Linked DNA regions of Homo sapiens: regions 2, 3, 4 and 5 are each linked to region 1. A link is a loop called in an ENCODE intact Hi-C map of the cell type or tissue named here. Cell type or tissue: Calu3. All regions are shown on one strand.

What was found. Peaks named below come from ENCODE experiments on the same cell type or tissue, not always from the same donor. Only the 100,000 strongest peaks of a DNase experiment are listed, where the experiment ranks them.
Region 2: a loop joins it to region 1, with 4 times the contacts of the local background. A loop is called at or near these places in 3 of 110 quality-filtered maps.
Region 3: it touches region 1 in a loop (2.7-fold over the local background); 9 of 110 quality-filtered maps call a loop at or near these places.
Region 4: it touches region 1 in a loop (8-fold over the local background); 2 of 110 quality-filtered maps call a loop at or near these places.
Region 5: it touches region 1 in a loop (9-fold over the local background); 2 of 110 quality-filtered maps call a loop at or near these places.

What each region holds. Positions count from the first base shown.
Region 1 is chr14:68,305,043-68,309,042 of GRCh38, reverse strand. The region is part of intron 8 of RAD51B (RAD51 paralog B); the gene reads right to left. Among named protein-coding and RNA genes, the nearest start is that of RAD51B-AS1, 380 kb to the left of the region's middle. RefSeq lists an enhancer at 2,502-2,641. In Calu3, no CTCF peak of the experiment used is centred here; a DNase peak (open chromatin) is centred at 1,912.
Region 2 is chr14:68,518,639-68,522,638 of GRCh38, reverse strand. LOC124903334 (a long non-coding RNA gene) reads left to right here. Exons shown (of 3, transcript XR_007064223.1): 2 at 1-24; 3 at 218-4,000. It also overlaps a transcript of RAD51B not described here. Among named protein-coding and RNA genes, the nearest start is that of RAD51B-AS1, 160 kb to the left of the region's middle. In Calu3, no CTCF peak of the experiment used is centred here; DNase peaks (open chromatin) are centred at 1,528 and 3,478.
Region 3 is chr14:68,363,006-68,367,005 of GRCh38, reverse strand. All of the region lies in intron 8 of RAD51B (RAD51 paralog B), which reads right to left. Among named protein-coding and RNA genes, the nearest start is that of RAD51B-AS1, 320 kb to the left of the region's middle. RefSeq lists enhancers at 1,947-2,475, 2,476-3,003. In Calu3, no CTCF peak of the experiment used is centred here; DNase peaks (open chromatin) are centred at 1,965 and 2,435.
Region 4 is chr14:67,932,532-67,936,531 of GRCh38, reverse strand. The region is part of intron 7 of RAD51B (RAD51 paralog B); the gene reads right to left. Among named protein-coding and RNA genes, the nearest start is that of RAD51B, 110 kb to the right of the region's middle. In Calu3, a CTCF peak has its summit at 2,351 (motif pointing left); a DNase peak (open chromatin) is centred at 2,301.
Region 5 is chr14:68,582,199-68,586,198 of GRCh38, reverse strand. It overlaps a transcript of RAD51B not described here. Among named protein-coding and RNA genes, the nearest start is that of RAD51B-AS1, 100 kb to the left of the region's middle. RefSeq lists an enhancer at 330-831. In Calu3, no CTCF peak of the experiment used is centred here; a DNase peak (open chromatin) is centred at 2,058.

The DNA of each region.
Region 1 (4,000 bases):
CAAAGATATGTTCATAGGTCTAACAGTGAAATAACTGGTGTTATGACATGACAGCGAGGATTTTTCCCTCTGTTTTGTAAGAGCCTTCTCTCTCAGTTTTGTCCATGAGCTGAGAGCAAGGGCAGCTTTTCCAATAGAAAGTACATTTGGTTTCAATTCACTTTCATAACAACAGACACTAACTCTTAGGAAGATGGAGAACATTAAGCTCCATTGTTCAGGCTGAGGATGACTGACTTGGGTGGCAGAAAGCTAAACAGTCTCTTTTCTGAAGAAGAAAATGCCTACGGGTGTAGCAAATCTCATTCCCAAACAGCCCTTTTTTTTTTTTTTTTTTTAATGACACAGATATAAATGACAGTGAAGGAAAATTAAAGAATCATCTCAAATCATAGAACTGGGAAGGGACCTCAAGAAATCATCATCTGATTCAGCCTCCTCTAGAAAGTTTTGTTTCTTAAATAATTTTATAAACACCAAGGCATTGTTATTTAACAAGGTCTAAGGGCAGAGAAAAATATTTTATAAATTATTTTCGTAAGCTGCTTGTAGGGCCTTTTATTATCTTAAATAATGACTAAATGAATGAAATTCTTTGAGATTTGGCAGCTTTAAGATTGCAGAGGTTGTTAAGAGGTAGAAATAGGATCCATGTTGTGTCCCTTTGGCAAAAGAAAATACTCATGCCACTGGTTCATGTCCCAAACAACCAGAAACTCACTCTCCATCTTTCTAATTTTTCAGAAATAACCTGTCATGTACATTTCCTTTTCTCTCACTGACAGAAAAGAAGGCATATTGGATAAGCAAATATAATGGAAGAATTCTGATGTGCAAAATGTCCTAATAAAGGGTCCTTCAGGGCAAAAAATACTCAAGTTGGGAGTTATGTAATTCTATCCTTGATATTATTTAGAAAACAACAGGAGAAAATACCATCCACCGTACATTCCTCGAGAACCTCCAATCAAAGGCTCTAGCATGTTTCCTGGCTTCAGACTGGCTATAAATAAATTTAATAAGGACGAAAAAAAAATCACTGCATCATTTACAGTTCTCTCTCAACTCCAGCTGACAAAAATCCAGTCCAGATGTTTGTGTTGCAAGAACAACAGTAAGAGGGTGAGCCTCAATCGTGAATATGAAAGCCCAGAGAGGGTGAGTTTGAAGAGAAAGGGAGAGCTAGGTTGGCAAGGAGGGTGTGAACAAACTTGATTTGATACTAGCTTACAGAAACACAGTAATTAATTTATTTTGTGTATAAGAAATCCAGTTTATTAGCCTTTCCTCTGCCTCATCTCCCTTTTCAAAGCCACTGGAGTTTGGCTGGTGAAGCTTGAAATGGTTGTTCCATAACCTTTGCTTTTAAATTAAACAAATGACTTCAGATTTTGGAGCAGTTGTTGACTCAGGGGAAAGCATGCCATTAAAAGTGTGCCAGAGACAGATTTAATTGGTGCAAGTCCCAAAAACTGCTTGAAGTACAGGCTTCCCACATATAGATTTCAGGGAAATTACTCAAAGGCCGCACAGCTTTGTCAGAATTTGAGATGTGAAACAAGGCAGCTGAAAGACTCCATATCAAAAGGGTAAATTCAATTCAGGAGATATTAATCTGATTACCTAAGTAAGGCTGTGAATCGGATATGCTCCATTGTGTGCTCTCGTTCAACCTGGACAGCTGGAGGAGCCAATAGCTTCCTTTTCTCTGACATATAATTAAGTTTTAAGAGATGATCAGGTTACGGATACAAAGTTTTAAGAAATATATCATTCAGGAGTGGCATTTACAGTGCTCGCCTGTTGCAAGAGACATTGTTCACTTTATTTCCTTGAGCCACACTGGAGAGTGTGTGGATCAGGGCCTAGGGGCTTGGTGTTTGTGTTTCAGGCTACAATAAACGCCCTCTGTGCACCTGCCTGGAGGAAAAACCAGTCCAGCCGCCTCCCAAGACAAAAGCGCCCTGTATTAAGTGCTGAAAACCCAGACATGAACTGACCCTGTCAAATTCCAGATAGGGAAAAAAAAAAAAAATCAATATTTTCATCCAATCCAAGAGGAGCTGTCATGTAGGTTTCTGGATTTCCTTTCTCATCTGCACTAAGTCTGAGCAACAATGACCTGTCAACAGAAGTCATCTCCTTTCTCCTGAGTCTCCTCGTCTTTCTAGATTCCTTCCCTGATGGCACAACCCATTGCCTGGCATGCCATAATCTGCCCTCCAGAGGTCAACGCATTCTCCCACTCTTTCTCTACCAGGTCTTTCCCACTGGAATCTCACTTCGGCCATGCAAGTTCATCTTCTGAAAGAGAACATTACTAACTCATGTGTTTTCAACGAGTTTTCCAATACACACTTGTCACAAACTCTAGGTACATTTAGAATTGCAAGAATGTTTATTAGGCCAGAGGATCAAGGTTATATTTCTTCCATGCTCACTGTGGTTTCCAATGCAAATTGGTCAAAAGATATACTGGGTCACACATACCAATTTCAGATGACTTCCTCTGAGAGAGCTGTTCAGCTTGGGCTTGTTCTAATTCATGTCTAGAATTAATCATGCTTGTCTCAGCTGACCTGCACATTCTCATGGAGAAAAAAAATGATTTCTTACAAATATGAAACCCAGCTAGGTGAAGTTTCATTTGTGAATTTCACCAGAGGCATGGGCAACTTTAACCTAAGTCATGGGTAAATAAACTGAAAAGGACAAGGTGATTACCTGAACTTGAAAGTGCAAGTTGGTTACAGGACCAGAAAGTACTTGTGAATTGCAATCTCCTACTCCTCTAAGCCAACCCAAAATGGAGAGAGAAATTAATTAAATCATGATTTTGATAATTATTTAAAACTGCCATAGACAGTAAAGCTTTGGCTACAAACGTTTGTTAATATATTTGATGATGAATAACTAAACTTTCAAGGTTAACAGTTTTCTCAAGGTTCTTCAATAGCTCCTCCAAACTCTAGCCCAGAGGGGAGGGACGGATGTGGGAACCAAGATGATCAGCACAAGAAAGCCAGTTCCCCAACACGGCCCTTCCACTAGGATGTGCTCGATTGTTTGTGTCTGAAGAGAGGAGAGGAACCAAGCAGCATTTTACTTCATTTGGTGCTCATTAAACAGCTGGCCGAGAAAAACAGTCATCCACCACAGGTACTAAGCTACTTCAACCTATACCATGCTATGATGGCCAGCCTGGCAAGTTCTCAGTGGAACAGGGGACTGGTTAATAGCCTGCCACCTTGTAAGTGGGTCTAACTCAATGATGGAGGTGGTCTGCTGGCTGATATCCAGGCACTGCAGACACAGTGAGTCAGGACAGACCAACCAAGGGGCCCATCTTAGTTCTGCCCTGACATCCTAAGGCAGTGGTCCAAGCCTCCATCACAAAGATCATGATGATCTCTCCTTTCTGTGAATGCCTCTGATATTAAAAATCTGCTTCTCTCATCCTGGCAATTCATTAGATGCTGTACTACAGTGTGACTTCAACTGTTTCATGTCTGTGGGCCTCACGTTCTGGATTTTCCTTCTTTTTGTAACTTTTCTTGTCTTATGCACTGTAGTGCAATACATATAGCCAGTTTAGATGTAAAGTTTAGCTTCATTACAGTATGCAGGAATTCTAGGGTTCCAACCAGATAAAACTGAAAAACACTAGAATTAGCCTTTATGTTTGAGAGGGGAGAGGCCAAGCCTGATACCGTTCTTATGGCCTCCTGAAAATTCAGCAAGCATTTCACATTATAGATGCTTCATACTTAACGTGTAAATGAATGAACAATTGAATGAATGGACCCAGTGCTCAAATTTTGGTTTCAGTCTCACTCTACTTGGGACAGTAAAGAGTTCTGCAGTAAAAACAAGGAAGGGAGAAATTTGAACTATACCAAGTGGTGGGAATACATCACAATGACTCAACGGGATGTAGGGAAAAAATACTAGAACCCACTTCATATTTTAAAAATTCTATTTCTGGTGTGTTTTATATAAC
Region 2 (4,000 bases), 210 kb before region 1:
TCAGCTTTCCTAACTGGAATGGAGGTAATTACTGTCTTCCACACACGAGCCGGTACATGCTTGAAATCAGATGGCTCTGGGTTGTTTTAGAAAGTGTAGCTGGGCCTCTGAGCCAGGAGAGGGAGGATTATGGAGCCTTCCAGCGGCTCCATTCCAGAGAGGGAGGAATTCAGACATCCCAGAAACGGTGAGGGTAACTTCCATATTTTTTTTGCAGTCTCTTCAATTCTGCCCAAGAGATTTGGCCTGAAAAGATTGTGCCTTCAACCTCATCCTGGAAATTCAGGTAGCATTTTTCGGTTTTCTCTCTCAGGAGACAGAAGCTGACACCCCACATGACTCCCATCTTGTCTGTAATCAGCAACCAGGGCTTTGACCTGCACTGTCCTCCTTTCCAGCAGCAGAAAGGGGTCAAACTGAGCCAGGTCTAGTAAGAGCTATCTCAGAGAACCAGAACACGGATTTGCTTTTGTTCTCTCAGGACAGCAAACCCAAGGGAGGGCAGACTCAGGCTCACATCCCACTCACACGGCCCTGAGTGTGGACTGGGAGCAAGACGCTGCTTCAAATTTCAGCCTGCCAGCTGTGTGTCCACAGGCAGCTAACAAACATCTCTCATCCAGCCACAGCCTCACCCAGAGAAGAGTAACCGACCCAACCTTATAGCGTTGCTGTGAAGTCAGTTAACATAGGGCTGAAGTTTGCTGTGAAGTCACAGCAACCCTATGTTATGGTTAACTTCATTTAACATAGGGTTAATGTAGGTTTAATATGAGGGGCTAACAATTACATATAAATGTTAGCTACTGTAATTGTCAGATGCATGGCCACTGGTGCCAAAGGAACCACTCTGAAAATTCTGGAGGTTTTCAAGACTCTGGGGATTCAGAAATGGAGGAAGAAAAGAAGCTGCTGCAGGAACAGTGCAGGGAAGCTAGAAGGGAACAGGGTGGCAGCCCCAGCTCAAAAGGTCTTCCCTCTCAAGGGCACCACCTGAAACGTATAAGGTTGCCTGAAATTCCACAGATTAGACATTTAGTTTTGCTTCTTTACAACAATATATCTCAAAGAGAACTGGCTGGTTAAACATTATTCATACATCTGTGTGAACTGGTTTATTTGCTCTCTTCCTAATACCTACACACTTAGAAACTCCAGGGAGCAAAGAGCTTGGGTCTGAGTTAGGGACTAGGAAAGGAACAGAAAGTAATAACTTAGAGTCATGAAGCACTGTCCAAGACATGGCCAGCTGTTCAGACTCTGAGAGCCCCAGTTCAATTCACTGGCTGGCCTGCAGACAGCCTGCCTGGCTCATGAGAAGGGAGGAGTGGGGAGTCAGGACCTGGAGGTCCTGAGGTGCTTTTCTGATGTTGGTACTTTCACGTTGCCCACTCATAAAATACCCTTTGTAAATGGCTTCTGGGACTCCCTCCTCTCTGGGAGTGCCTCCTTCGTGAGCTCTGCATATGGGTGGCCCAGAGAGCAGGCCCCAGCTGTTGCCTCTCCTCAGACATTCCATCCCTATGACCTCATCCAGGTGCGGGCTTGAGTCACCACTCCACTACAGACTCTCTTGATTTGGATATTCAGTTGCCTACTTGACATCTCCCTTTCAAGTACCTCAAACAAAACGCTCCATGTGCCCTTACCCCTACCCCCTGCCACCCAAAACAATCCAAACAAAAACTCCATCAGCCTGGTCTCCATGGACATGTTCTTGATGCAGTCAACCTTTCAGGACTATTGACGTTTCTCTTTGTACCTTGTACTTTTCTTTCACAGCCCTTAGGACAATGTATAATCACTTACTTATTTTCATATTGACTTGTGTAATACCTGTTTCCCAATAGACTGTAAAATTCATGAGAATGAGACCAGGTGGTTTGTCTCCTGTTCTTCCCCACACCCTAACTGGCACACAGTAGGTCCTCACTATGTATTTGTTGAATGGATAGTATTAAAGTGAAGATGGGTCCTAGGGTGAGGAAGAGTTTCTGGGCACAAAGAAAGGCCATGAAACCTGGCAAAAAATACATATGAGCTCATATCTTGTTTTCCTGAGGAGCTATTTGGTTTCTTCCTCCTCCTATTTGATGAAGTTATATGTTTAATTAAAGCCCTGAACAGTTAGAACAAATGTATAGGAAATGATCACATGATCATGAACTTAGCAAACAGCTACAAGCTTAACTGTCTAATATGGGGAGTGCCTAAATGATATGTATCAATATGGTTGACTCTCAGTTATCCATTCCAGTGGATAATCTAATAGCCAGTAATCTAATAGTTCATAATTTACTTGCCTATAATCCCATAAGTTTTACATGTGGCTTTGGATTATGTTTTGGAATTTGCACCAGGGTATGGGGGCTCTGATGGTTTAGGAATTCACAGTACTTTGAGCATATATGTCCTATGTCACTACCCCAGTTGCCCATTAAGGATTCCTCTGGGTTCCAACTGCATGTGGAAAAAATACTGCATTGTGCTTAGGAGGAAAGTGCATTGGTCTTTGTTTGTTTGTTTGTTTGTTTTGTTTTGGCTGTAAAAATTGGGGTCCAAACCCCAGCTCTTGCATTTACTAACTAGCTCTGTTTTCACACTACTTGTCCCCGTCTAAACCACTCCCTCAGGCAGGTGCAAAACAAGGCGAAAGCAGAGTTAAGCTCCTTATGAACTTTCTGTTTTACATCTAGGCAAAGAAACGTTCTCTCTTCTCCTTTTTTTCTCTTTTTCTTTCTGCCTTAGAAGACCTTCTCTTCCAGCTCAGTGGGATGAAGTCAACAAGGTCTTTGCTTTACAAAATCATGCCTGATTGGGAAAGATCCTGAAAATGTCTAGACAAATCTGAAAGAAAAATGCTGTCCTGGGCAATCTAATACAGAAAACTGACTCTGGGCTTTCCCTGGGCTCCACTGGTCCCACCAATGGTGCAAATGACGGTGACTTTCTCCACGTTCTACATACATCTGGGCATTTGCTCATGCTGTCTTGGGTCAAAGTCTCAAGTTGGAAAATGGATTCATCCTGAGATCCAAGGCAGAACCAGTCGTGTTGTCAGTGGGTAGCTGAGACCCCAAAATTCCCACCTCTTTTCCTGTCATGAAGTTTCTATCTCGAGAGAAAACAGCTGTCCATTCTTAGGCCAACTGGGACTGAAGCCAGCTGTTCCTTCCAGATGCCAAGAGTCAGATGCACGCCCACTCTTTTCTCCTATTCCCTAAGGCTGAAGTCTCAAACTTTATTGAATTTATTAATAACCTCAGGGACTTGCTAAAAAGCATTTCCCCAGGCTCTACCTCCAGAGAATCTGATTCAGTTAATTCAGGTTGGCCAGGAAATCTGCATGTTAAATAACAACCCTCCTGCCCCACCTCATTTCTGATCTCTAGGAAATTCCTATGTAATTGGTCTGAGAATCATACTTTGAGTGACAATAGCCACAGTGGAGGCACTGGTGTGCCGGTAAATGTTTAACAACTGGCTCTGGAGGTGGAAAAGCCTGGTTTGTAGCTTGCTGATTTCTGTGGTATAAATATTCCCACCTTGGTCAACTCAAGCTACAAATATGACATCATGATTGTGAAGTTGGGAAAAGGTTTGTGCAATCAGTTCTGATAAGCCCATAGTAACTGATTTCAGCATGCCCACTGGGTGGAAGTGGCCGGATGCCTCCAAATGCTGGTTCCTAGGCTCTGGCATAGAAGGGCCACTGTTTGGTCCAGAATGTCACATCCCCTAATTTTTTTTCCCTAAATCCTTCGTTTTTTGAATGGTTTGTTTTGGTTACTGGCTCTCGGAGACCTTGAGGGGTTCCAAGCCAGAGAACAAAGAAGGGGAAGAGAAGGAGCTCCAAGAAAGAAAATGCAATTAGTGTAGGATGTTGGCCTCAGCTACGCTGCTAACCTTGTTCAACCCAGCTTTCAGCAGGGAAGGGGTTTCAAACACCTGTCTCTGCCTTCATTTGATAAGCTTTCTGGTCAAGTCACATTAACCTGAT
Region 3 (4,000 bases), 58 kb before region 1:
TTTATACACTGAAGTTATTAATCCCCTTCTTATATGTTTGATATAAGCCCTAGGGCACTTGGGAGGGTGATCCAATTACCCAATTCAGAGAATTGCCCTTTTCTTTCAACCAAGTTCAGAGCTCTGAATTTTTGTTCCACCAATGACTTTTTGTTTCAGTCAAACAAGGTCACGGAAGAGGCCAATATCTGCCAAGGCCAACAGGGGTTTCATTTACATGCCCACTAATGCGAGCAACATAAGAACCTCTTGAGAGCATTAAACTAGGGTGTGGGACAACAAGCCTGTTATTTATTTACCAGTTCCCAAAGCCACCCCTGCCAGTTTCTTGCTATTCAACATTTTTGGTTACCATTTTGGATTTAACGGAACTTTCTTCTGTGCATCTGGAAGATGTGGTGGGATTTGTCAATAGGCAAGAAACCCCTGGGGAAATGTTCAGATGAGCCTTCAAGGCTGCTTTAGTCCAGGGACACGAGGCAGACTAAGCATAGTCTGTACTTCCTTAAGTCAAACATTTCCAAAGTTAGCTTATTTATGACCATAGGGGGTTCTTTTGCCATCCATCATCTTGTCTCAGACCTTTATTAGTTATTTTTGTTGTTGTTGTTTCCTTTACAATGAATACCAAATAGATTCAGTCTTGCTTTAGCTACGACTGGTACACTTTTGTCATGGTCAGAGAGAGGATGATTTGGCCAATGTCTTATCACCGTCACAGACATAGGCTATTTGTCTATGGTATGTTTGTTACTTGAAGCTGATGAACAGTACTTTAGTTGAGAATAAGCATTAACAGATGGTCCAGAGAAATAAGGCAACATGTTAATTTATTTCTCCAAAATTCCAGTACTCCCACTTCAGGATTTGTGAAAAATTAAAATTACACTAAAGTTGTTAAGGGAAGAATTAATCTTAGGAATGTTTATTAAAGTCAAGAATAACTAGTTATCAAAAAAAGTATTTTTAATTTATCAAAAAGCGACACTAGTCTTTGAATTGCTCTGTGTTTGCAATAATCAACAGAAACATCTGGAAAACTCACCTTCCTGCCTAAATATTTCACAAATATATTCAGATTATCACTAAAAAAAAGTCAGGAAATGAAAAGGTAAGTGAAAAAATATTATATTTCTTCTAGTGGCCCAATCATAAAGCCAACTGTTTTTGAGTCTGATATGTGAAAGACATAACAAAATTTGTAAACAGTGGAAGATATGATTTATAAAAAGTAAAAAAAGAAAAGACAGGTTAAAAATATAATTTAGACTGCCATACAGTTTATACAGATGAATTTTTCTGATACATACTGCTCACATGAGAGAATGAAAATGTCTTGATTGCCTTAAAAAATTTGTTTTTTAGAACATGGAGAAAGAACTTGTAGATCACACTGGTAAGTTAATAATCTGAAACTACAAGATGTAGGTTTTAATCTCAAGCTTTGAAATTAATTCCTCATGTGGTTTTGGAAAAGACTTTAATCTGCCTCATCTCAGTTTCTCCAGATGAAATATCTAGATTGTATGATACACCATGATTCATCAAATAGGAAGCCTTTACAGATAATAATGTTTACGCATGTAAGCTCTGAGGTGGGACTGCCTTCAGCAGCTTGAAGACTTTAAAACATAGGACAGAGCAGTAAGACAAACAGGACAGTTCTTTGTCTTCCAGTGGTGTTACCAGGGTGTGGGTAGAGATCACTTCACATCTTTCCTCACCGGACAGCCGAATCAGACACAGAACCTGCCTCCTCTTTATTCTACTTACAGGCCTTTTTCTTTCTGCACATGCCTCTGAAGCTCTGGCGTTAAAGCTGATGATCTATTCCGAGGTGGCCCATAAAGTACGTCTCCCTCAGCCTCCACTGTCACTTTGTTGTGAATCCCAGCCCTAGCCACCCAGTGCCCTGTGCTTTCCTCAGACCCAGGATAGGATGAGAAATGTGTAGGAGCACTACATTCCTGCCACGCTAACCTTCACTCCCTCACCAAAGCTAAGGGCAGTCAGAAGCCAGCACCCAGACATGGGCGTCTCTCTGCCCCTAACACCTGCCAATTCCTGCCCTAAAACTATTGAAAGAATGCGGAGGTCCAGGGAGCTTGAGCGGGAAAAGGGTAACTGGCAGAAGGGAAAACACAATCCTGGTCTCAAAGCAGCAATAAAAATAAAATTAAACCCTCACACACACACATAAGATTCTTTATGTCTTCAATTGAAGTTGCCAGAGTACTTCACACTGGAACTACGTGCAAGAGGATTTTCTGAAAAAACAAACCACACACACAACAGACCTTACTGCTCCCTTGAAGGGGCTTATTTAAGGCAAAACAAGGCCTCCCATCATTCCTGTGAGAGATCATTGTCCCCCTTGTTGCCACAGCGCCCTGTGAGGCTGTGGGAAACAAATGACCTCAGAGGCACTGCAGTATGTGTCACTGCAAAAGAAAAGAGAGTGGAAGGGGCTGGGGGAGGGGGCTGCTGGCGAGTGGAGCCCTCCACCGCGCCCGGCGGTCCTCCAATGATATCCCTCCAGGCACAGCGGGAAGGAGGCTTGCCGGCCCCAGGAGTCTCCCTCCAGCCTGTAACGGGATTAGGCTCCCGCTCCTTAGAAGCAAAGCGTCTTTCTAGATATCCTGCTGCTCGCCCTGGTCAATCTGTCCTCTAAATTGGCCCTCCCCACAAAGTGCCCGCTGACTGCTAGTGTCTCCCTCTGTTTCACGGGTGTCTTGAGTGGAGACAGGGCTCCCCTGAGGCCCGCGATGAGGAGTGGGCGCAGAGGGAGGGAGGGAGAAGAGGGTAGTCAGGGATCAGAGGGGTGGCTGGGGAAGGGGACACACACACTGGGGCAATCGGAGAGCAGGGAGGATGGAGGCGGAAGGAGAGAGGGTTAGGATGAGCGGATCGGGAAGGAACATGGCGAAGCAAAGCTGAGCTCAGCAGCAGATACTTCCTTCGCCACACACTCCCCGCACTGGAGAAGGAAGCCCGTGGAGGCCTCGCTCTCACTGGGGCGCGTGTGGGCAAACAAGCCTGCAGTCCAGCCAGAAGCGGCCTTCCCACCACACAACTTCCTCCTGTGGACGCTAACACTGACCGATGTGGCCCCTTCTCTGCAATCTCTGTGCAATGGAGCGGCTGATACGACTTCCAGCCTACACGGGAGCACACAGAAGCACAGTGGTTGAGGGTAGACTCTGAGTCTCACTAAGTGGGCAACTCCACCTTCACTGCACCCACACACGCGTGTGCACACACACTCCCACTCCCCGCCGGGAGAAAGACTGTGTTACAGCATCGCATGTATGCATTTTACCTTCAGAGATGATACCGGCCCAACCCTCCTCCTTGAGCCACAGAGCTATGTTAACCACAAGGTGGCAAACAAAAACAGGGAAGAAGGACACAGAGTGGGCGCCGCCGCAGGAGAGCCCTGCACACTCCAATGAGGAGGCCCCTGCACACTCCAATGAGGAGGCCCCCTTCACTCAGAGCCTGCACACCTGGAGATGAGCCTGTCTCCATACTGGCGGACACTGAGAATACACAAAAACACTGAAAATAAAACATGATATATTAACAGATATATCATACAGTTTATCTGTAAAATTCCTTTTATATATGCATATATTTTCTATGGAAATGGGTATGCATCACTTTATTGTTTAATCACCTATGTTAATTCACCAAACCATTACTTTATGCACAGTACAAATTTCTGAAAATACCAGAGTTTCAAAAATTCTGTTTATCGATAGAATTTGTTTTGGCTTCTATAAAACAAGGAGACATGGTACTTTGCAGTCTCAGGGGTAAGCAAAGCGGTATGAAAAACTATCTTGTACCCAAAATCTTTCCTCATGAAAGTCTCAACTGTGGCAATGTAGGTTTTTTTGCACCAAGTTTGCAATTGGGAAGTACTGCGATTTGAAAGTAGCTGGGTTCAGTGCACAAAGGCTCCGCCTATTTTCAGTTGTTTACCAGGAACACAAATGTC
Region 4 (4,000 bases), 370 kb after region 1:
ACCCAAAATGTGAAAATAAACCAAATGTCCATCAACTGATAAATGGATAAACAAAATGAGTTCTATCTATACAACAGTATATTATTTGGCAATGAAAAGGAATGAAGAATACTGATAACATGCTGCAACACTAATTTTGAAAACTTTATGCTATATGAAAGAAGCCAGTCACAAAAGAACACACATTATATGACTCCACTTTCATGAAATGTCCATAACAGGCAAATCTATAGAGATAGCAAATAGAGATTTCCAAGGGCTTGGGGAAGGTGGAAATGCAGAGTGAGAGAGTGGCTGCTACTGGGTACAGGGTTTCTTCTTGGGGTGGTGAAATGTTTTGGAATTAGACTGTGGTGATCGTTGCACAATCTGTCAATATGCTAAAAAAAGAACCCTATATTGTGTACCTTAAAAGGGTGAATTGTATGGTATGTAAATTATATCTCAAAAAGCTGTTAAAATTTTTGTTTTTTGAAGGCTTTTTATAATGTGTCCTTTATAAGATAGACCTTTCTAAAAAGGTCTATTAATAAAATGACATCTATTTTCTAATATATATTCTTGAATATGAAAGTTCTGGCATTCAACAAACAGACGTTGGCCTACTGACATTATCCTCTGGTATAATAGAATTCCGCCATAGTGAAATCCCTCTCTGCCCACCTTTTACTACTCTACTTGACCTTGTCTCAGTTCTCATACTCATCTTTATAAGATGAAGTCCTCGGCAGGCCCTAGATCCTGAAGGAGCAAATAATAGATGTCATCAGTGCCTATTATTTTAGAAAAAAGAAACAAGAAGACTGCAGCTGGGCTACTTATCTAAGACAACGCAACAGAATCCACTTTAAAATTTAAAAGAGTTGGCCAGGGGCAGTGGCTCACACTTCTAATCCCAACACTTTGGGAGGCCAAAGCAGGAGGATCCCTTGAGGCCAGGGATTTATAACTAGCCTGGGCAACACAGCAAGATCCCCATCTCTACAAAAAAATTTTAAAATCAGCATGGCCTGATGGTATGTGCCTGTAGTCCTAGCTACATGGGATGCTGAGGCAGGAAAATCACCCAACCCCAGGAGGTGAAAGCTGCAGTGAGCTATAATCGAGCCATTGAACTCCCATTTGGGCAAGAGAGCAAGACTGTCTCTGAAAAAAAAACTTTTTTAAGAGTTGTATTTGTAGAATTGGCACTACAAATCCATCTCTAGCATACAACTGGTATATCTTCTGGTTATCTTTGAAAGTGCACCATATCTTACACTCAAAGTAATTGCCTAATCATCCTCACATATGTAAAAAAAATCTTAAAGGATGGTCTTTCTGGCATATCCAAAAATTAACTCTCTCCAAAAGGATTCCTATACAAATTTATCTTATACCAAGTACACTATAATTAGTCAGATTTATTCATTCATTTAACCAAAATTTATTGAGCACTCACCACCTGCTAAACACTGAAACTACATAAATAAATTAAATTAGAAACAGACCCTACCATAAAAGAATTCATCACTGTGGAGAAACACAAATGCCTCGTAAACAGGCAATATGATAGTGTGCTATATAGCAGAGGAGAGTATGGTGCTGTCAGGAAAGCATTCAAAGTCAGAAGCCTAAATTCTACAAAGAGCCAGGAAGGCTGTAGACTATAACCAGGAGACACCTTGCTGAGGTTTCTCATCTGATCCTACCATTCGTTCAACGTATGGACATTCCCCCCCATCAATAAGAGTCAGGGATGGAACAACATGCTCCAGATTCCTCAATAATATACACTCCCTGCCCTCAAGGGGCTAATTTTCAAAGTATGTCAACTAGAGTACTCCAGAAACTCTTTTCTCTGATAGGGGAATGAAATAGAGAATACGAAACAAATAAAACTAAAAATAAAAGGTATTATTTCATGTATTATTTAACATACTCTACAGGAAGGGGGTCAAGATTTTAAGTTGAGATATTTTAAACTCCCTTTAGCTATCAACTCTCTGAGGGTAGAAACAGCATCTCGTATCCTCAGCCAGAATTCCTAATTCCCATTAAATACGTGTCAAATAAATAAAGAAATGAAACAATGGTAAGCAACAAATGCCATAAATACCACTTTCCTGAGCTAATTACTGATGGCATTTTACTACTTCCTTCACAGTACGCCTGTTTACTTTCTCCTTTTCTCTTCTCTTGCCCTCCCACTTCTTTCCTCTCTTTTTATCTTTATCTCTTCCTTTCTCTCCTATTTGAAATCTGCATCTTAAAGACTGCCACCAGCTGCTCTCACAGGCAATTGCTTTGCTAAGTAGGCCACAAGGATCCTAGTGAGCAATGGAGTATTCACAGTTTTCTAATTAAAAGATGCCACCTAGTGGTTACAGTTCCCTTCATCCTGATTGTACCAGGAAACATGAAAGTTAAGCAGTATTAACAAATTCCAGGTCTTCTGTGGTGCCAGCTTGGTCTAACGGCAGCATCAGATACAATGAACCCATTTCCTTTCACATCTACAACCAAGCTGTCAGAAGTAACTGATGTTGATAGTCTACGAAGCTTTGTAGTCAGGTGTATATTGACTTTATTTATTGCCCTAAAGTAGACAAATTTGTTACTTCAATTCTGGTAGAATTAAAGGTATAGGCATTGCCTGACTCAGCAGGAGCATAGAGGTAGCTTCTGCTCTTCCTGAACTCCTCAGCAGAGATGTATTCAAGGTGGCTAACTAGAGAGATTGGACACTCACCCTCTCCAGAAAGAACCAAAATTACTAATATATAACCAAAATAATCACACCTATAATAGAACATCTAGAAGAGAACACTAGTGTCCAACAGGATCTAGTCACAGGAAACACCTGAGGCAAAGAAGGAGAAGGAAGCAAGTGACCAACTCAGCCAAGATCAGCTATGAGCCCCAAGGGACTCATTATCATAGGGAAGGGTAAGTGAGAGAACCTTAACAATCCATGTCCCCACTGTGGACTGCAGCAATCCAAACCATGGGAGAGCTCCTCTACCCACACAAACCCTGATACTAGCAAGGGTGGTGATCTGGAGACCCACAAGGGCATTGCACCAGACAAGGAACTCATGCTGGGTCAGTCACACCCCCAAGGCCTAAGCTGCTACTGCAGAGCACTACTGTGAGAGCACAGCTGTCATAGGACTGCATCCTGACCTGGAAATCAGAGGCCCCATATCTCCACATTCTGGGATCTCCCACTAACAACCCCAGTGTTGACTCAAATGGCTACAGCAGCATAGCACTGGCTGGACCCAAAGGTGCTCCAGGGTCCCCAGTATTCTAGCCCATGGAAAACACTACTCCTCAGGGAATGGTGCAGTGTACCAAAAAGTTACAGTGTACCAAAGGTGCATTCTACCGGAAAGGCAGCACAAATTCTGTGCTCAAGCTCACAAGTGGAAAGATCTCCTCCCCTTCTCTGCATATTGCCATAGCAGTAGCTGTCACTAGGAACCCAGATGGGTAAGCATAATAGCTGTCTGGAGCTGGAAGCAGTGACCCTGCCTGCACCAATGGAGTGGTCTCTGTGCTCAGGTTTACACATATACAACAGGAGCCTCTCTCCTCCTCTGCACACCACTACAGCCGCTGCCACTGCTGCTATTGCCAGGGGCCAGGGTGGACAAGCCGGAGGAGCTGCCTGTCTGGGGCTGTAAGTAGTAACTGTGCCCCCACTGGTGGTGTGGCCTCCATGCTTAGACTCATACGTGAACATGGGGCCCCTCCCCTCCTTGGCATAGCAGTACAGTACTGTTGCTGCCAAGAGTGGACAAGTCTAAGAGCTGTGTGTCTGGGGCTGTGGATAGTGACCCTGCATCACAGCCACCATCAACATTAGCACATACTGCTTGGGACCCAGAGGGTCTTCTCCTCACTGCTGCTGCCACTACCCACACCATACCAAATTCCCAGGGACATGAGAACTTGCTCACCTGCCCACCCCACCTCTGCCACCACCACCTCAGCATCTGAGCAAGCCACCTGGGGA
Region 5 (4,000 bases), 280 kb before region 1:
AATCTACTGTCCTCGGAACAGGACTATCGCAGCTCTGCCTCTCCGTGCCAGCCTCGGAGAGTTCTGATTGCAGTTTTTCACCCGCCTTTAATGATCTTCTCTTCCATAGGCTAGGAGGTGATGGGGGTAAGGGAGGGCTGCAGGAAGACTGATTGCAGCCGATTCACTGTGAAACGCAAAGCGTAACGTGCCGTGGATGCTTTGCAGGGCCTTGATGAGATCTGCAGCAGATGAGCCGTTGCCTTGGCGACGCTAATGAAAAGCAGGCTTTAGAGAGGTCCAAGAACCCCCGTGGGCTGAGTTGTCTCCCCCCTCTGCAGCTCTCCTTGCCTCCCCACCAACAGCCTCAGATCAAACTCCCCGAATATTTATAAAATCTCTACCAGAAACAGAGAAAGTCAGCCGCCCAGCCAGGCGTCTGCCCACGTCTTTCCGGAGCTGCTGGAGTGACACTCTCCAACGTGGCTCATTATTCTGTTTTTCTTCCTTGCAGTGAGCAGGACACCCGGGGTCGGGGTGGGGAGGAAAAAAATGTTTGCTCTGCCCTGTTCCAGCTGATTTTGACTTGGGGAATTTACTTAGCATTTAGGGGCCTTACCTGGGACAGGTCATCCTGTCCCCAGCCCCTCCCTACCCTTCTGCCTTCTAGTTTGTTGCTCCCTTTATCCCACCTTTGTTAAAGATAGGCTCTGACTTGGAGCCTGTTTGGCTATTCCTTGGTTGCTTGTTTAGCCCATCAGCCTCCCGCCTGGGGCTCCTCGTCAGGAGCCCCTGGGAAAGTCCGAGGGGAGACTCGCTAAGAACCTCTCTGCACTTCCACAATGGAAATGCGAGGGATAATGGGGATTGGCAGCAAAAGGAGCCGGCCTCCCTGCCATGGTGAAGCAGGAATTGGGCTTATTCCCTCTGAAGAAAAGGGAGTTCCTGAAATTCCCCATGGGGAGACAGCAGGGAATCAAGGCTGGTCTGAGAAAATCTAGGTGACCACTGCCTTTTTTGCCTGCTGGTTATTAAAATGCAAATAACTTAAATAATAGAGTACACAGAGGTGGGAATGCACCTCTCTGGGCTGTGTCCTGCCAGAAAATGGGAAGGCCCCATTTGCCCACTTGAGTATATTCTGAGACTGACCTTCCTGACCGCCGCATCCTATGGGTGAAGCAGACTTCTATGTAGAGAGGCATCAAGAGCTTGTGGCAAGTCCTGGATTGGGCTAAGAGTGTTGAGTGTAATTTGAGTGTAACGCCCAGCTCTGCCAAACCCTGAGGGCTCTGCCTGGCAAGTTACAACAACCTTCCTCTCTCTCGGTTTCCTCATGTTCAGAAAATGAGGATGGGACTAGGTAGTCTTTAAGATCTCTTCTAGTTCTATGATTTCTACATAACATGGAAGAATAAAAATGCCATATGTTATAAAGTACTAACATGAACATAATTCATGGGCCAAATGTTGGGTCCAGGTGGTAAACAATACAGGTGATAAAGCAGGGGAAGAATCGATGGAAGTGTTGGGAACCTTTTATGGAGGTGAAATCTCAAGTCACCTTGAAGGACGAAAGCGATTTGGATAGAAATAAGAACAGCTGGGTAGGTGCAGATGAGCAGATGTTGGGAGCAGGCAAGAAGCGCAGTGGCAGAGGTGAGCTGGCTGGAGGTGAGGAAACATTGGGAGGTAAGGTTCTATAGGGAAGGCTGATCAGGGCAGGAGGGCAATGCTATGGGAGCATGAGCGTTAGAGAGAAGCAAAGAGGCTTGCTCGATTGTAATAGCTCCTGCTTCCTTAAGATTAATGAATTTGCTTGAGTGACTCCCACCAACACCCTGGCTATAAGAGGTCGAAGGAAACCAGATCAGTAACAAGATCAGGACCCTCAGCCATTGGCTTATGTGGCCCCAAGGAGGTCCTAGATTCCGGCAGCTGAGGGATCTGACTCTCCAGAGACGTGTCCTTTTGTCACCTTTCTGCCAAGGAGGCCAGCCAAGTGGCACAGGCTGGTGGGGATTAGAGTCAGGGAGTGTGAGGAGGAAAACAAGCTCTTCACTGTGTCAGGAGCATGAGACGGTGACACCTGAATGACCCTGAGGCACGAGGTGTTGGGCAGAAATCCAGCCCCAGCATGGGGGGTGGGGGGGCGCCTGGGCATCTGGAGGACTCTTCTAGGAAACCTTTAAAGCTCCTTCCTCCGGTTTTCATTGGCTAAGCTCACCCCCGCCAGGTCCTCATCTGGTGACTGGAGTGGCCGGTGCTGTGGCCCACACATTAGGGAGTCTGCTCTGGCTCACCTCCAGCCGTGGGTGAAGTGTCCACAGGTTAAAGGAATATGGCCCCAAGGACCCACATATGCCCTGCTGCTGGACGTTGGACAGTGCCTTGTGCATTCTGATCCTGGAGTTCCCTGGTCAATTCCCTGAGCCTAAGCCCAAGGCCAAGTTGTGGGTGGATCACATTACTGGTGTGCACACCCATAGGCCTCGGGTGGTGACCAGGGGTGGCTTGAGGGCACTGCGGAGCTTGCACATGTGAGCTGAGTGCCCACACATGTGTGCTCAAGGCCCTTCCTAGTGCTAAATGGAGCCAGGGTCTGAAACCAGCCCAGGCGGGCTCCCCCAAGGCCACCACATTCCAGTGTGGAACTCTGAGGGGTCCACGGGTTCTAAATTCAAGGTTGGCCTTCACCATATCAGGAAGGTGCGTTTGTCAAGGCAAGAGGAGAGAACATATTCTATGTAATAGTTTGTTAGCTTGATTTGTAACTTTCAAATATTTGGACATATGAAAGCTGGTCTACATTGTACCCTTACCTGGACCCCCAAAAGTATGTGGGGGAGTCTCTATTTCCTAAACTTATTTTACAGCTTCTCCTCCCACTTACATCACTATTAGGGGATCACCCTGTCTCCAAAGAGTGTCACCCCCTCCTGGCAGGTCTGCAGGCGCTGTAGACAAACCTGTCAGGTAAAGCCAATGGACCTGAGGCCTTAGTGAGCCACAGCACCTGCCACCACCAGCTGAGGCAGGACATTTCTTTTTTAAATTTTTTTTATTTTTTATTATACTTTAAGTTCTGGGATACATGTGCAGAACGTGCAGATTTGTTACACTGGTATACACATGCCATGGTTGTTTGCTGCACCCATCAACCTGTTATCTACATTAGGTTTTTCTCCTAATGCTATCCCTCCCCTAGCCCCCTAGCCCCTTACAGGCCCTGGTGTGTGACGTTCCCCTCCCTGTGTCCATGTGTTATTGTTCAACTCCCGCTTATGAGTGAGAACATGTGGTGTTTGGTTTTCTCTTCTTGTGTCACTTTGCTGAGAATAATGGTTTCCAGCTTCATCCATGTCCCTACAAAGGACATGAACTCATCCTTTTTTATGGCTGCATAGTATTCCATGGTGTATATGTGCTACATTTTCTTTATCCAGTCTATCATTGATGGGCGTTTGGGTTGATTCCAAGTCTTTGCTATTGTGAACAGTGCCACAATAAACATACGTGTGCATGTGTCTTTATAGCAGAATGATTTATAATCCTTTGGGTATATACCCAGTAATGGGATTGCTGGGTCAAATGGTATTTCTGGTTCTAGATCCTTGAGGAATTGCCACACTGTCTTCCACAATGGTTGGACGAATTATACTCCCATCAACAGTGTAAAAGCATTCCTATTTCTCCCGTCCTCTACAGCATCTGTTGTTTCCTGACTTTTTAATGATCGCCATTCTTACTGGCATGAGATGGTATCTCATTGTGGTTTTGATTTGCATTTCTCTAGTGATCAGTGATGATGAGCTTTTTTCCATATGTTTGTTGACCGCATAAATGTCTTCTTTTGAGAAGTGTCTGTTCATATCCTTTGACCACTTTTTGATGGGGTTGTTTTTTTCTTGTAAATTAGTTTAAGTTTTTTGTAGATTCTGGATATTAGCCCTTTGTCAGATGGATAGATTGTAAAAATGTTCTCCCATTCTGTAGGTTGCCTGTTCACTCTTATGATAGT